Linked DNA regions of Homo sapiens: region 2 is linked to region 1. Evidence: chromatin loops called from intact Hi-C (ENCODE). Cell type or tissue: Caco-2. All regions are shown on one strand.

What was found. Peaks named below come from ENCODE experiments on the same cell type or tissue, not always from the same donor. Only the 100,000 strongest peaks of a DNase experiment are listed, where the experiment ranks them.
Region 2: a loop joins it to region 1, with 7 times the contacts of the local background. A loop is called at or near these places in 5 of 110 quality-filtered maps.

Annotation. Positions count from the first base shown.
Region 1 is chr7:156,513,099-156,521,098 of GRCh38, forward strand. All of the region lies in intron 2 of RNF32-DT (RNF32 divergent transcript), which reads right to left. Among named protein-coding and RNA genes, the nearest start is that of LINC00244, 23 kb to the right of the region's middle. In Caco-2, no CTCF peak of the experiment used is centred here; a DNase peak (open chromatin) is centred at 3,533; H3K4me3 peaks cover 777 bases.
Region 2 is chr7:156,761,086-156,769,085 of GRCh38, forward strand. LMBR1 (limb development membrane protein 1) reads right to left here. Exons shown (of 17, transcript NM_022458.4): 6 at 2,584-2,710; 7 at 2,023-2,091; 8 at 1,049-1,113. Among named protein-coding and RNA genes, the nearest start is that of RNF32-AS1, 110 kb to the left of the region's middle. RefSeq lists an enhancer at 4,093-7,072 and a silencer at 4,126-4,328. In Caco-2, a CTCF peak has its summit at 3,186 (motif pointing left); DNase peaks (open chromatin) are centred at 3,146, 5,116 and 5,756.

The sequences.
Region 1 (8,000 bases):
AAGTAGATAGAACACCAGCAAGATCATAGAAGACTTGAGCAACACTGTCAAACAACTGACATCTGGAAAGCATTCCACTCAACAACAGTAAAATATACATTCTTTTCAAACACACAGGGAACATTCAACAGGATAGACCACATCCTGGGATAAAGCAATTCTCTATACATTTAAAGAGACTGAAATCATGAAGAGTATGTTCTCTGACCACAGCAGAATAAAATTTTAAATTAAAACAGAAAAAATATTCTGGCAAATCCCCAAATATGTGGAAACTGCACACACAATGCTTATACATAATCAATAGGTCAAAGGAGACATCATAAGGAAAACATATCTGGAACAAAATGAAAATGAAAACACAACATACCAAAATTTGTGAGACGTAGCTAAAGTAGCATGCTTACTGCTGACAGCTTAAAGTCTATAGTCAATGATATGAAATGCCATTTTAAGAAGCTAGGAAAAGGTCAAATTAAACCCAAAGTAAGAAGGAAAGAGATCATCAAGATAGTGTAGAAATCAATGAAATGGACAAAAGGCAAGCAATAGTTAAAAATCAATGAAGCCAAGAAATGGTTCTTAGAAAGATCAATAACATTTATAAACCTTTAGCTAAGTTGATGAAATAATATACATACATTATCGCTGGATGTAGAAAATGGAAACAGTTTTGGCAATTTCTTATTAAGTTAAACATACACTTACCAACAAACCCATCAATCCCACTTCTAGGCATCTACCCAAGAAAAATGAAGAAATACGTCCACATTAAAAGTTTTATGTGAATGTTCGTAATAGCATCATTCATAATAGCCAAAAACTGGAAAGAACCCAAATATCCATCAACTGGTGAGTAAACAAAATGTAGTATAACCATGCAATGAAATATTACTCAGCGATAAAAACAACTCAACTCTTAACATATGCAGCAGCATGGGTGACTCTACCATGTCATGCCCCAGAGGGAAGCCAGTCATGGGAGACTCCATACTGTATGATTCTCTTTACATGAAATTCCAGGAAAGGTGAAGCTATCGAGGGAGAAAGCAGGTTAGTGATTGCCAGAGGCTGGGGTAGGAGCTGGAATTACCTGCAAAGGGACAGGAGGGAATTTGGGGGGTGATGGAAGTATTCTGAAACGTTATTGTGGTGGTAGTTACAGGACTTCACATCCATCAGAACCCAGTGAATAGTACACTCTAATGGAGTGAGGTGCATTTTAGGTAAATTATACATCAATAAAGCTATGGGTGTGTGTGTGTGTGCGTTCACGTGTGTGTGGGAAAACCCCCACATTGCTTACTTAGTAAAGGACACTTGTGCTGGGAACCCGGGGCCTCTGCATCCTGGCCCTGTATGGTCCTGTCTCACTCACCTGCTTACCCATTTTTGTCTTCCACAGACCCATTCATTTGGTAACCACAGACATCTTATGCTTTTCAACCCTAAATGGTTTACGTATCTGATCCAGTGACTTCAAATCCCATTCCACCGTCTCTACCCATTCAAACCCCAGGACTTTGTCAAGACCATTCCCATTCTTTGTCCTCTGTTCCATGTCCCGCCTTCCGATGCTCCTCACCCTCCCATCCGCCTCTGCTCTCGGACCTTCCAGAGCTTGGAGCAGCGTTTCCCTCCTTCGAACATCAAGAACAACCTGTACTTACTGTGTTGCTCCTCACTGCGCACCGCGTGCCATGGTTATTTGTGTTGATGTGTTGGATTTCCCTTGCAGAGGGGTTGCTCAAGTAATTATTGTCGTAATCCACATAACACTATCACATGACTTTGCAGACAGAAGACACTTAATAAGTATTTGTGAACAAGCTTTTGGGGATGCCAGCTGCGTTACCTCCTTCCTTCAGTGTGCTTTTCCATCCTCCCAAAGTGCAGAGTATTTCATGTCTCTCCTAGTCCCACATATTCTAATAGCTCAGAGCTGAGGACTTTCGACTTCTAACAAGATTAGAAGGGCCTCGAAGTGCAGAGCAGGGCTTTCATGTGTGGCCCTGCTAACTCCCAGTGCCAGTCTTCAAGATGAAATAGACATATTGCATCGAGTGAAACGGTTGTTATGCTCGCCTCAAACAAGCAGGACACAGATGAAAAAGAGAATACAGAAGCTATTTTCCTAGCCATGCCAAATCTCTCCACTGTGCCTCTCTTATGTCAATTTCATTTCAGTTTGAACCCCAGATGTTTTCCCAAAATTAACACTTTTTTGTTTCTATTACATTGGCTTTCCCAAGAAATCATTCACAGGGCATTATTTTTACTAATAATTTAAAGGAAAAAATTAACTTGCCCAAATTCTTGGGTGGGACAGTAAGGTTTGGAAAATTGAAAAGTGAGTTTGACAGTTTGATTCCTTCAGGCTACCGATGCTCTCTAAGGGGCCTTATAATTATTAAAGCTTATTCTTCCCCCACAAAAGCCACCAAGAACAGTGTGAATCACAGGCCTGGGAAGTCAGTGGCAGTTTGGGGTTTCCTGAGTCCCTGAGGGAGAGGAGCCCTTCCCAGAACAAACCAGCGGGGTCCAGAGCTACGTCAGATGAGGGAAGGCAACAGAAACTCCATAATGCGCGAAGAGTCAGACAGGATCAAAGTAAGAGTGTTCTCTTGCATCCGAGAGACACTTCCCCCAGACCCCTAGGGAAGGAGAGCTGGGAATTCACACTCCATCCCACAGTCGGTATTCCCACAGGCTGCTGTGTGGGCCTCTCGCAGCTGGGGACACAAGTTCTGGAGGCCATCGTCTGGCTCACATCCTGGCTCCTGTACTTCCCATCTGTATAACCTCAGGAAGGAACTCGGTCTTGACTCAGTTTCCCTCTAAGAAATGGGGACAATGACCGTGCTTAACCCCACTGGGCGGCTGTAAGACATGCAACCATCTTAGACCAGTGCCCGACACAAAGTTGGCACTCCATAAACGCCACATGCTAATGCTGCCATTACTACTGTTCATGCTCACATTAGTGCTTGCCATTCTCACTGCACTGTATAGGCTCACCCAGCCTCATCGGGACCTTTGGCACCAGCAGGAGGTTCCACGCAGACAATGCCAGGCACAGCTGCAGGCAGCACCCACACTGGAGCGGCCCATGGGGCTTTTTCTATGAAGATTCTGCTGCCCAGACCTGGAGAGGCCGGAGAAGCCGAACCCCACCAAGAACGCTGTTTTCACAAAAGCCGTTTGCCTTCACACTGGGTGGCAGCACATGACACTAACTCATTCAAGGTCAGAGCGACCAGACTCTCAACCCTTATTTTCGTTTGCTTGTTCGGCTTTTTTTTTTTTTTTTTTGCATTCCATTTTGTTGACATTTCTGTTGGACATGACCTTAGGTTGACTATCATTTCAGTCACTCACGACACTGAGCGTCTAAAGTCCACAGTCCTTTTTTAAACCGTTTCTACTCATTCACTTGCCTTACAACTCCACAGCCCGCCCCAGGGCTCTCCAACCAAAACCCTTCCTGGCCCCCTCCATCCTAACAAAGCCTGAGTCGAACACGAAAGGAAGATGGTCGCTGAAGCGAAGGGGAGTCATTTGTGTCCGTTCCATAAATCAAGACTGTCGCCTTTCGAAAAGGGGAGGTGTCGCAGTCTGACAGCCTGATCTGTTTCTAGGACGGCGTGTTTCCAGGAAATTCTGAGCACATATATATGCAGGGAGCAGTCATCGTTTTCCTCCTGTCCAGCCTTCTGCCTCCTGCTCCTCCTCTAGCTGCCTCCCTTGTTTCCAGGCTGGAGGTTCAATCCCTCTTCACCATCCCTGCTGAGGGAGGCTGTGTAGCAGGCTGTGTACGGGAGGCATGTGAGAGAGGCTATGTATGGGAGGTTCATGAGGGAGACTGTGTGAGGGAGGCTGGGTGAAGGAGGCTGTCATGGAGGCTGTGTGAGGGAGGCTGTCTGGGAGGCATATGAGGGAGGCTGTGTGGGAGGCTGTTTGGGAGGCTTTGTGGTAGGCTGTGTGAGGGAAGCTGCATCAGGGAGGCTATGTTGGGGAGGCTGTGTCGGGGAGGCTGTGAGGGAAGCTGTGTGAGGGAGACTATGTGAAGGAGGCTGTCATGAAGGTTGTGTGAGGGAGGCTGTGTGAGGGAGGCATGTGAGGGAGGCTGTGTGGGAGGCTTTCTGGTAGGCTGTGTGAGGGAAGCTGCATCAGGGAGGCTGTGCTGGGGAGGCTGTGAGGGAGGCTGTGTGAGGGAGACTATGTGAAGGAGGCTGTCATGTAGGTTGTGTGAGGGAGGCTGTGTGAGGCAGGCTGTTTCAGGGGGGCTGTCAGGGAGGCTGTGTGAGGGAGGCTGTGTGGGAGGCTGTGAAGGAGGCTGTGTGAGGGACGCATGTGAGGGAAGCCCGTGAGGGAGGCTGTGTGAGGTAGGCTATGAGGGAGGCTGTGTGAGGGAGGCTGTGTGAGGGAGGCTGTGAAGGAGGCTGTGTGAGGTAGGCTATGTGAAGGAGGCATGTGAGAGAGGCTGTGTACCAGAGGCCCATGAGGGAGGCCATGTGGGAGACTTTGTGAGGGAAGCCCGTGAGGGAGGCTGTGTGAAGGAGGCTGTGTGAGGGAGGCTGTGTGAGGGAGGCTGTGTGAAGGAGGCTGTGTGAGGGAGGCTGTGTGAGGGAGGCTGTGTGGGAGGCTGTGTGAAGGAGGCTATGTGAAGGAGGCATGTGAGAGAGGCTGTGTACCAGAGGCCCATGAGGGAGGCCATGTGGGAGACTTTGTGAGGGAAGCCCGTGAGGGAGGCTGTGTGAAGGAGGCTATGCGAGGGAGGCTGTGTGAGGGAGGCTGTGTGAAGGAGGCTGTGTGAGGGAGGCTGTGTGAGGGAGGCTGTGTGAAGGAGGCTGTGTGAGGGAGGCATGTGAGAGAGGCTGTGTACCAGAGGCCCATGAGGGAGGCCATGTGGGAGACTTTGTGAGGAAGGCCCGTGAGGAAGGCTGTGTGAGGGAGGCTGTGTGAGGGAGGCATGTGAGGGGGGCGTGTAAGGGAAGCTGTGTATTGCAGGCCCATGAGGGAGGCTGTGTGGGAGACTGTACGAGTGAGGCTGTGTGAGGGAGGCTCACCAACAAGCACACCTCTGACGGATTCTGCCTGTGGGGCAGGCAGGAGGCCATGTCCTTGTGATGGCCGCAGTCACCACGTTCATGGCGGTGCTATTCACAATGGCCACATGTCTGTCAGCAGAGGAACACACAGGCAAATGGTGGCTCTCCACACCATCCATCTCAGACATCAATAACAGAATATTTTATGAATGTAATGGCCTGGTGGACACCCCAGAGGGACTTCAGAGCCATAATGAGCTCTTGGATTAAAATGACCAGGAAAAATGAACTTCAGATGAAATACTTGTTGTAGTTGAGTAAATTAACAAAATTTAATTAACTTTCAATACACAATGACACCGAACAATATCAAAAATATACACTAAGATGATGAGAAAGATAAAAGCCTCTGTGCATATTTGAAATGGCCACAACCTCTCTGACCCACACCTCATCTACCCGCACGTGCTCCATCCCCACCTCTGGAGTATGGGCAGGGCCTGTGACTGCTGGGCCGACATGAGGAGACAGAAGTGATGGCCCAGGTCTGGGCCCAGGCATTAGCATGACGGCAGCGTCCACCTCCTTCTCACAGAATCCTTGCTCTAAGGGAGGCCAGACACCATGTGAGGCCCTTGGCCACCCAGAAACCACCATGTGAGGAGAAGCCCCTGCCAGCCAAGTGGACAGGCTGTCTGGAGGGAGCGAAGTCCCTGGCCAGCCCCAACTCTTCCAGCCACCCCACCCTAGAGGACAGAGAAGCAACTGACAAAGCTTCTAAGACGTTCCAGCACCCGAAGCTGCAACTCAAGAGGAACCAAGAGCCAACAGGCATGAGCGAGGCTCCACAAGTGACCCCAGTGAAGCCACCCCTGACCCATCCGGCTACTTGAGCCGCCCCAGCAACCACAGGGCAGACACCAACCAGCCCTGCTGCACCTGCCTGGACACCTGGACGCCTGGACGCCTGGATGCCTGGCTCACAGCACCGTGAGCATGATAGGTTTGTCGTTTGATGCCACTGGTGTTGGGGTTATGACACAACAAGAGAAAACCAGAACAGATTAAATCTGGGCTACAGAGTTTCTACATAGAGGGGCTGAGCGGCAGCCATCCATTTGCAAGAGGAGACGAAGGCAATGAGTTAGGATTCGGATGGGCGTGGTAGGCCCGCTGTTTTTCGGATGTGCATGGTAGACCCTCTGTTTTGCCTACATGGCAGGCATTCACCGTCCTTGTGCAGGGATGACGGTGGCCAGTGGAGATCAAGGGAGGTGTCAAATCTCCCCAACATAAATGTTCTTTGAGAAGACAGATGGTTGGTAAATGCAAAGCTAATTGCTCGTCAGGTTCCTGGCTTTTTATGTATGAGGTTCCCTTTGTTTCTCTTTCTCTGCTTGTTTTCCTGTTTGCTTTTGGCCCGTTACTGAAAAACAGATTGCTAAGTAATAAGCAGAAGAACATAAATATGTCTAATATTTTTCTTACAAATATTTTTTAATCATCTCACTTGCATAGTTACTTTCCCAAAACACCTGTTAGCCTCTCACAGATCACTCCCCTCTGTGAAGCATGGTTTGGGAAATGCTGCACTTAAGTGGTCAGAGAAATTAAAGAGCCAGTAAGAAAGACATGGAGTGCTCCAGAGAGATGATGCTTAATGAGGAAGAAACTCAGAAATGCTTCAGAGAACAAAACCAAGGAGGATGTCACAGGAAGAACCAGGAGAACAGCACAGTAAGGACCAGAAAAATATCACAGTGAGGCCCTGGGGGACATCACACTTGAGACCTTGGAAGAAAACATAGTAAGGGCCTACAAGGACATCACAGTAAGCCCAGGAGGACATCATAGCAAGGACCTAGGAGGATGTCATAGCAAGGACCTAGGAGGACGTCATAGCAAGGACCTAGGAGGACGTCATATCAAGGACCTAGGAGGACATCATAGCAAGGACCTTGAGGATGTCATAGCAAGGACCTAGGAGGATGTCATAGCAAGGACCTAGGAGGATGTCATAGAAAGGACCTAGGAGGATATCATAGAAAGGACCTAGGAGGATGTCATAGCAAGGACCTAGGAGGACATCATAGCAAGGACCTTGAGGATGTCACAGCAAGGACCTAGGAGGATGTCAAAGAAAGGACCTAGGAGGACATCATAGAAAGGACCTAGGAGGATGTCATAGCAAAGACCTGGGAGGACGTCATAGCAAGGACCTAGGAGGATGTCAAAGGACCAAGGAGGATGTCATAGAAAGGACCTAAGAGGATGTCATAGCAAAGACCTGGGAGGACGTCATAGCAAGGACCTAGGAGGACGTCATAGCAAGGACCTAGGAGGATGTCAAAGAAAGGACCAAGGAGGATGTCATAGAAAGGACCTAAGAGGATGTCATAGCAAAGACCTGGGAGGACGTCATAGCAAGGACCTAGGAGGACGTCATAGCAAGGACCTAGGAGGATGTCATAGAAAGGACCTAGGAGGACGTCATAGCAAGGACCTAGGAGGATGCAACAGTAAGGTCCTAAAAGGACAATGTGGTAAGGACTAGGAGAACATTGTAGGAAGGACTTACGCAGCAAAGAGTATGATGAGAAAAGAACAAAACAACAAACACATCACAATTAAGCACTATTGATCACTTAGTTCATGTCAGTGAACTATGTAAGCCCATTCCATACACCACTTCAAGGGACAATCATGGAATAACATTCCCAATTTACAGATAAGGCAAGGAAGACTTAGAGTATGGTTACACTTTAGTCTAGGCCCATAGGCCCCTCCTAACCTTCAAGCCCCGGTGCTGAAGAAGGGGAAGGGGAGTGGCAGGAGGGGCTGATTTTCCAAAACAAAATGTGTGTGTGTGACAATTCTCTCTGGATCTATAGAAAACATAAAGGGATGAGACAGGAGGATAAGGGTGCCTCCGGTGTGGCCTGCAAAGAT
Region 2 (8,000 bases), 250 kb after region 1:
CAGAATGCATAGAGCCTATTCAGAGCACAGCAAGTTCGCTCATGAGCTAGAGTGACAGTAAACACAGGGACAGCTAGAGGAAAACTGAGTGTGGACCAGGCTGTGAAAGGCTTTGTAACATGTAAGTAGTTTACTCTTGAGTTCATAGGCAGTGAGGATCCATGAAAATAAGTGACAGATTTCCTAGGGGCAGCTAAGAAATCGTTTTTATATAATTAAATATCTGACAAAATAGAGACCAAAGAAAGCGACAAATCATTAGAATTACAATCAACTGAAAATCATTTAAAAACTAATATATAGTGTTTCTAAGATGAAAGGTAAAGTATGCTTCAATTAATCGAGACACAATATGCAGACAAATTTTCAGAAATATAACCATTTTGTAAATTAAAGCATACATGTAAATTTTGAAACATAATAGAGGTACTTTTTGATATTAGGCAATGGACACCTAAAATACCTGTAAATATTTGTAAATTTTGTCCTAAAATTTGCTAGAGGAATTTTTACCTATGCACCTATAGTTAGTATTTTAAAAGCAAAACCAAATTTGGTTTCCAAAGACTGGAAATTTAACCAAAGTTCTATTAAACAAAAAACTTAATAGGCCAAGTGCGGTGGCTCACGCCTGTAATCCCAGCACTTTGGGAGGCCGAGGTGGGCAGATAACGAGGTCAGGAGATTGAGACCACCCTGCCTAACACAGTGAAACCCCGTCTCTACTAAAAATACAAAAAAATTAGCCGGGCAAGGTGGCAGGGGCCTGTAGTCCCAGCTACTCGGGAGGCTGAGGCAGGAGAAAGGTGTGAACCCAGGGGGCGGAGCCTGCAGTGAGCCGAGATCGCACCACTGCACTCCAGCCTGGGCGACAGAGCAAGACTCTGTCTCAAAAAAAAAAAAAAAACTTAATAAAACAACAATTTGAGTGATAAACATACAAAACATATTCTTCTTCTATTTCTAAATGCTAGCTCACAATATCAAAGACAATCAAATGTAAACACATTTATTTAATAAACAAAATGATTTATAATTAAATACTTACTGTTGGCTTCACTAGCAACTGACCCATCACTGTGAACATACGAGAAAGGCCAACTGGTGTACACACTGCAGAAATAAGATCACCAAAAGACAGAAAGCGACATTATAGAGCTTGGAGAAAGAGATAAACAACTAGACTGTAAAAATAAGGGAAATTCAAGGATTATCATTTTAAGAACATTCTTCTCTCCAACTGAGATTGTCAGTGTTTTGTCAGAGAACTCTTCACCATCATCAATAAAGAAGCTAGAGGGGCCATGTGAGCAGGATAGGTGTAATTAGTTATGAAAGATATGTGACAACAAAAAAAGGCTTAGAATAATATTCAAGATTCTAGCAGTTGAATAATAATAAATACTTTTGCTTAAAATAAAGAAAAATTAGCAAAGAACAGGTTAAATTTCAAGTATTAATAGGACTGAGAAACAAACAAGAATATCTAAAGGTGACAACCATAGTCTTAAGTCCTTTAAACTACATTTATCTACTTATCCCTGAGATAGGCTGTGATGCTTCAAGTAAAACAAAACAAACTTTTAAAAAACCACAAACTTATCATACATAATTCTACCATTTCCATTTAAAAGTAGAATCTAGCATTATGACAGGTATGGGGGTGAGGCTATAGCATGTGTGTATGAGTGTGCACATGGTTTGTGTGTCAGTGTATGTAAGTATGACTGTATATGAGTGTGTGAAAGTGTGTGAGTGTGAGTGTGTGTGTGTGTGTGTGTGTGTGTCTGTCCGTCTGTCTCACTCTACAACCCAGTAGAAGAAGCTTTCCTTAGAGAACAATAAAAGCATCTTATTATTTCAAAGTTTCCATTTATCAAAATTTATTTTGAATAAAAATAGTTAAGGCGAACTCAAAAAAAATCCAAATAGTTAAGAAATCTCATCAGAAAACTTCCCTGAATTTTCCAGAATAAGGACAACTCTACTTTTCTCTTAATATCAAGTCTGAAAAATACTTACAGAGAAGTAACAAACATCCCATCAATGATATACAGGAATATAAATAGGGTAGATAGAACTCCCAGAGATCTATTAAAAAAAAGTAAATATATTTTAATAAATCCAAAATACTGCACATTAAGATAGTCAGTCTATCTTACGATAAGATAGAGGCTGACTGTACCTCATGTAAACATTGTAATTGCCTATTTTAGTTTATTAAGCCATATAATTTCTAAATTGTACAATAAAAAGATCTAAAATAGAAAACCAAGAAGTAACCCTTTAGCAAAACCTGTCTGGAGGGAGAAAAAATGTCTCCACGGAATTTGAAGAACAGAAACCAATTAACAAAAACAAAAAAAAAAAATCTGAAAAGCTGCTTACTTGTTCTTCACATATAAAATAAATAAAACTTCATTTTTAGATAAAAATATCTAAAGATTTCTTAATTCTGTAAATTAACATCAAACATCTTTGTTAACTACACAAAGATTTAAATGTTTTTAAAATTGAGTGTGTAATTATATCCCAAACTACAGTTTCCAGTAAGGAAACTGGTTAAAACAAGGAAATCCATACCATATAAAGATTCCATGCTTGCGGCATCGTTGTCAATGAGTGCTGAAGCTACCCACACTATCCCAAGAATGAGTAACGCAAGAAGAAGAAGCATGACCAAAGTCTCTAAAATGCGGGCTCGGATTCCCTGAAAAATAGAGTAGAAATATAATTTTAGTATTTTACTTCATTTCATGAACAATAAGGTTTCTGCCTATATGAAAGCATAAAATAATCCCTTGGAAGGAGAGGAAATTTATATTTATTAAAAGGAAAAAAACACTAGGTACTTATGGTTTACAATGTTTAGACTGACTTTTCAAATTATGGAAAATATTATTAAGCTTGGATAAAACACAAAAAAAATTCTTCATAAAAAACATCTGCAGAGCCATTTTTAACAATTACTTTCCTAACACTTTCCACTAACAAAGCAGATTAATGAATTTCTATCCGTGATTCTAATCAAGGGAATAGAAGGCTAATTATGGCACAGAGCCAAACAGTTCAGTGAGCACTGAACTTGGTGCGCCACAATGCTCCGAGCTGCTGGAGAGCGCCGGCTCTCTCTAGCATGGACTCTGGTGCTCCTCACAGCCTCCGGAGCCCTCTACTGTGCCGCTGAAGAACTGTCCATTGTAATCCAGCATTATAAACTATAGAGATACTGCTTTTATCAGTTCTATATGATGCTTTTCTTCACATTATATAGAATTTTCATTAATCCATGAGACAAGAATATAATAATATAATCATTATGCACAACTTTGTTTTAAATGTAAAACAAATTCTGACTTCAGGACCAAACTAAAGGCCAGACTTTTAAAACTTAAAAACTGCAGGATAAGACAAAAAAAGAAACCGCTTTTACTCCCCAAAAAATCACCCAATGATTGAATCTGCACCTATAAGTTAAAGCATCATATTGATATTTTGTACTGCAATGCACTAACCTACAATTATCTAACACAACCAACAAAATTATAAATACATCCATATTTCTCAATAAATTATGTTATCTCATTCCACATTTAACATAAAAATATGAGTTATAAAATTCCAAAACATACACTTATTTCAATTTTGTCCTAAGTATTACTTTCTAGTTTCTGAATTGCAGGAATAGGATGCATTAAAATCACGGCACCCCAGTTCTTCAAATTCAATAGAAAGGAAAGAAAACGTCCTAAAAGCATGGAGAGGTATACCTAGCCCTAAATGATAACCTCTGAGGTGAAGTGACTTTTTCTTACTAGTCCTTCAACAATATCGCAGACTTACCACAAGGCTGCATTTGGCAAGTTTAAAACACTTCCTCAAATCTGAGAGTCAGCTCACCTTAAGTGTTCATAGCATGGGAGGCCAGTGAACCAGAATGAATTAGGCTTGTATTTTAACACATGAGATCTCATAGTAAGTAGCTATTAATCACAGGAGATGAAATGTGAATAGTCACAAAACACACTACTACTTTACTGAAGAGTCCTTTGAACTTCCACTTCACAACTTTCAAACTATTTAAGATGCTGATATGGTTTGCCTGTGTCCCCACCCAAATCTCATCTCGAATTGTAATTCCCATAATCCCCATGTGTCGTGGGAAGGACCCAGTGGGAGGTAACTGAATCATAGGGGTGGTTTCCCCCATGCTGTTCTCATGATATTGAGTGAGTTCTCATGAGATCTGATGGTTTTATAAGCGTCTGGCATGTCCCCCGCTGGCACTCATTCTCTCTCCTGCCACCCTGTGAAGAGGTGCCTTCTGCCATGATTGTAAGTTTCCTGAGGCACCCCAAGCCATGTGGAACTGAGAGTGAATTAAACCTCTTTACTTTATAAATTACCCAGTCTCAGGTATTTCTTCATAGCAGTGTGAGACAGAAAACAGACTAATACAGATACCAAAACATAATCTACCACCTTTAACAATGACTTCTCTCTTCCTTTCTTCCTCCTCCCCTCCTTTTCTCTCTTTCTAAAATCCTTTTTATTACACACTAAATATTTTATGGAAAGTCTATCAATAAACAGACAAAAGGAGATAAAATTATATCTTGCACGTTTATGCAGATTTGTTCTAGCGTTTGTGTTACACTCTCTCAATCCTGTCTTTCCCTGCCTCCAACCAGCCCCTAAGAAATATATGAACTAAAGAGTAGGGCTCCCAAAACAAATAACACATGCATTATACCTGTAATATACATGAGCTAAACAGTGTTAATAGTGTCTGAAGTGTTACAATATATGAACTACACAGTGTCAGCTCCTTGGAACCATTTAAAACCCACTGTCCAAAAGAAGTTGTCATTGTAATGTTAAATAATTATAACACTGTAACAATAATTTTTAGGATGATAATCAGTGTTGGGAAATCAATCACCATAAAATTTAGACTTCCTTTGATATTCTGGTAAGAACTATTTCTTAGTAATTAAACTTGTTTTCTTCAGGTATGTGCCTGGGTGCTGGGAGACAATCTCCACGGCGCTCTCACATTTCTGTACATCTCACAAGCAGAGGCAGGGACAGACCTTATTTGGAACTGTCTTCTTAAGGTCGTACAGCAGATGGCCTTGGGATTTAGAGATAGTGTATCTCTGAAGCAAAGGAGAGGTTTGTTTACTGTCTGGTAGCACAATGTTCACCTCCAAGCAAAGGTTAGACAGGGTTGCTTGCAGCCCGATATAAATATGGTGGGTTCCCCAGCTGTGATACAGGCCCACTGTGGGGCTTGGGTTCAAGGGCAACTGGCACCAAAAGGAAGCTTGTGCACTCGGTTATGTGCTGTGCATAACCAAGTCCTTTGTCTCTGACCCAGACATCTCAGGTTTACAACTAGCATCCATGAAACTCGGAGACTAACTTGTTAGTTTGCAAGCAGAATAAAATCTCAGACTTTTCACAGTTCTTGACGGTTTTTGGCAACAAGGATAGGGGACTAATAGATGGCTTTCTGGAAAAGAAAGAGGAGGGGCCCATGCAGATTGGCTTAAGGGATATGAGAAGACTCCTGGGATCTATTAATAGCAGTGAGTGTGCTCACCCAAGTGGTGGGCAAGCAGGAGGAGCAGGGACCCCAAGCAGTCCTAGCTGCTGGTGACAGTCTGCAGGCTGAGGTAAGCAGTGAGGCTGAGCCCACTGCTGGCTAGGTTGTCACTCCCTCTCCTCTGAGCGGAAGCATGAAGGAATGTCATCATGATGGTGTGAACTGTGAGCCATGCAACACCAGGTAAAAGGTCCTGTGGGTACAGCTGCTATTTCAAGGAGTCCCAAAGCTGAATAAACAGCGTCAGGAATGAGGCTGTAGACCAATGCCTAAACTGATGTCATTACAAATTTGGTTGAGCCATGAGTAGCCACTAGCCACTCAAAATGAAACGCGCCTTGCTTAACGGTGTGGGCCAGTCGCTTTTGCCATGCTCATTCAACTGTCCTCCCCCAATTCTGACCTCAGATGCTTAGGAAAAAAGATGATGGGGTAAAGTGGGGGTCTCCCTGTCCTTCAGGGGTGTAAAAGCCGTACAGACCCCCCTGAGCATGCAGGGGAACTTTAGGAAGCAGACGGACTCAAACTCACGGCTCTGCTGAGTACAGGAGCCCACGTCACCATCCTACCTGGTCCTTCACAAAGGACTGTGAAGTGACTGCACGGAATTGTTGGTGAACAATGACAAATTTTTTCTAAATAAAGAGAAATATAAATAACGATATATATAGTTATAAACTAAAATGCAATGCCAAAAAATATTTTTGAAAGATAAATCATTTAATAATTTTTTATTATCTTATACATTAAGAAGTGACATTCAGATGAGAAAAAAAGAGTTAAAGAAAAAATTCCATTTTAAATAGGGGTCATTTAAAACGATAATATTTCACTTTTTACTGACAGCAGAGAAATTAAAGTTAAATAATGCTACTAAAAACTTAAGGTTACCACTAATCTTACTAGTATCAAAATAATAAAACTAGTAACAGTAATAGTAACTAGTATCAAAAGTAATATTACTAAGATACTAGAAAACAGAACAAAAATGTAATAGTTAATATAGTAAAAAACAGAAAATCAAGTTTAGCAAAATATAAACATAACAAAATATATAAAATACGAAAACAGGAAATGATAAAAACCAAATATATCTACTATAACTATATATGCAAATTAGGTCAAAAAACACAATTAACTGTCTAAGACCTATCAAAACGAAAGTGATACTAAAAAAAGTGAAAATGATTAAAAATTATTGTTTAATTTTTTAAAAATGTACAGGAGTCTGGTTTAAATACAGAAGAATGCAAAACAAAAAACATTAAATGGGATAAAGTAGGACATTTCATATTGAAGAAATTTACTATCCACTATATTATTATGTTCTATTTCTTTAGATTAACTGGTGAGTACATAGCGCTTCATTGTTATTATTCTTTATACAATATTTAAATAAACAGAAAACGAGGCTGGGCACAGTGGCTCACACCTGTAATCCCAGCACTTTAGGAGGCCAAGGGGGATGGATCCCTTGAGGTCAGGAGTTCAAGACCAGCATGGTGAAAGCCCGTCTCTACTAAAAACACAAAGATTAGCTGTAATCCCAGCTACTTGGGAGGCTGAGGCAGGAGAATCGCTTGAACCTGGGAGGCGGAGGTTGCGTTGCAGTGAGCCAAGACTGCACCACTACACTCTAGCCTGGGCAACAGAGTGACTCGGTCTCAAAAAAAAACAAAAAAGTAAATAAATAAATACAACAGAAAACCTTTATTCATTATATTTAGCATGTTTATGCAAATTTGATAAGAAATTCATTTAGAATTTTAAAAATAAAAAATTCCTAAGTATGCCTCCATTGTGATGGGCTGCCACCACTCAGTGAATACCATCAGCTTCTGATGCAGCCAAAGGTCAGAGAGCCCAGCCTCGACATTAGGAGGGCTCAGGGGATTGAGGGCCTAACTGGGTGGTTTGGCTTCAGCAGTGGATTAGGAAATAGGGTTTCCCCCAGGAGGTATCTGCCACTTTTTCACATGAAACCTTGATACCAGGTAGCGCCAGGCAGGTTGAGCTCTGGAAGAGACCATTTTTATTTGGCTAGGAGGCCTGTTAAGCTTCTTCCATTTTACTGGACATGGAATCTAAATTGTTCCACCCCAGAAGAGGGATGCCAGGCTAGAGAGTCACATGGCCCCACAGGTTGGGTAATCCATTTCAACAAGAGCTGAGCAGCAGATTCACAGCTGTCCTTTCTCAGGAGTCCACTCGGAGGCAGTGGCAGGCAGGAGAGGCACCTGCTATTTTAGGAAATGGCCTCCTGGAGTATTTGTGAGCTATTAAGTCTCTCACAAAAGCTGAGATATTCGCTTCTCCTCCTGGGGCCCTATACTGTTTATATTGGGCCAAAGGGAAGGCACAGTCCCTGAGGCCAAGCTTGCATAGTATGATC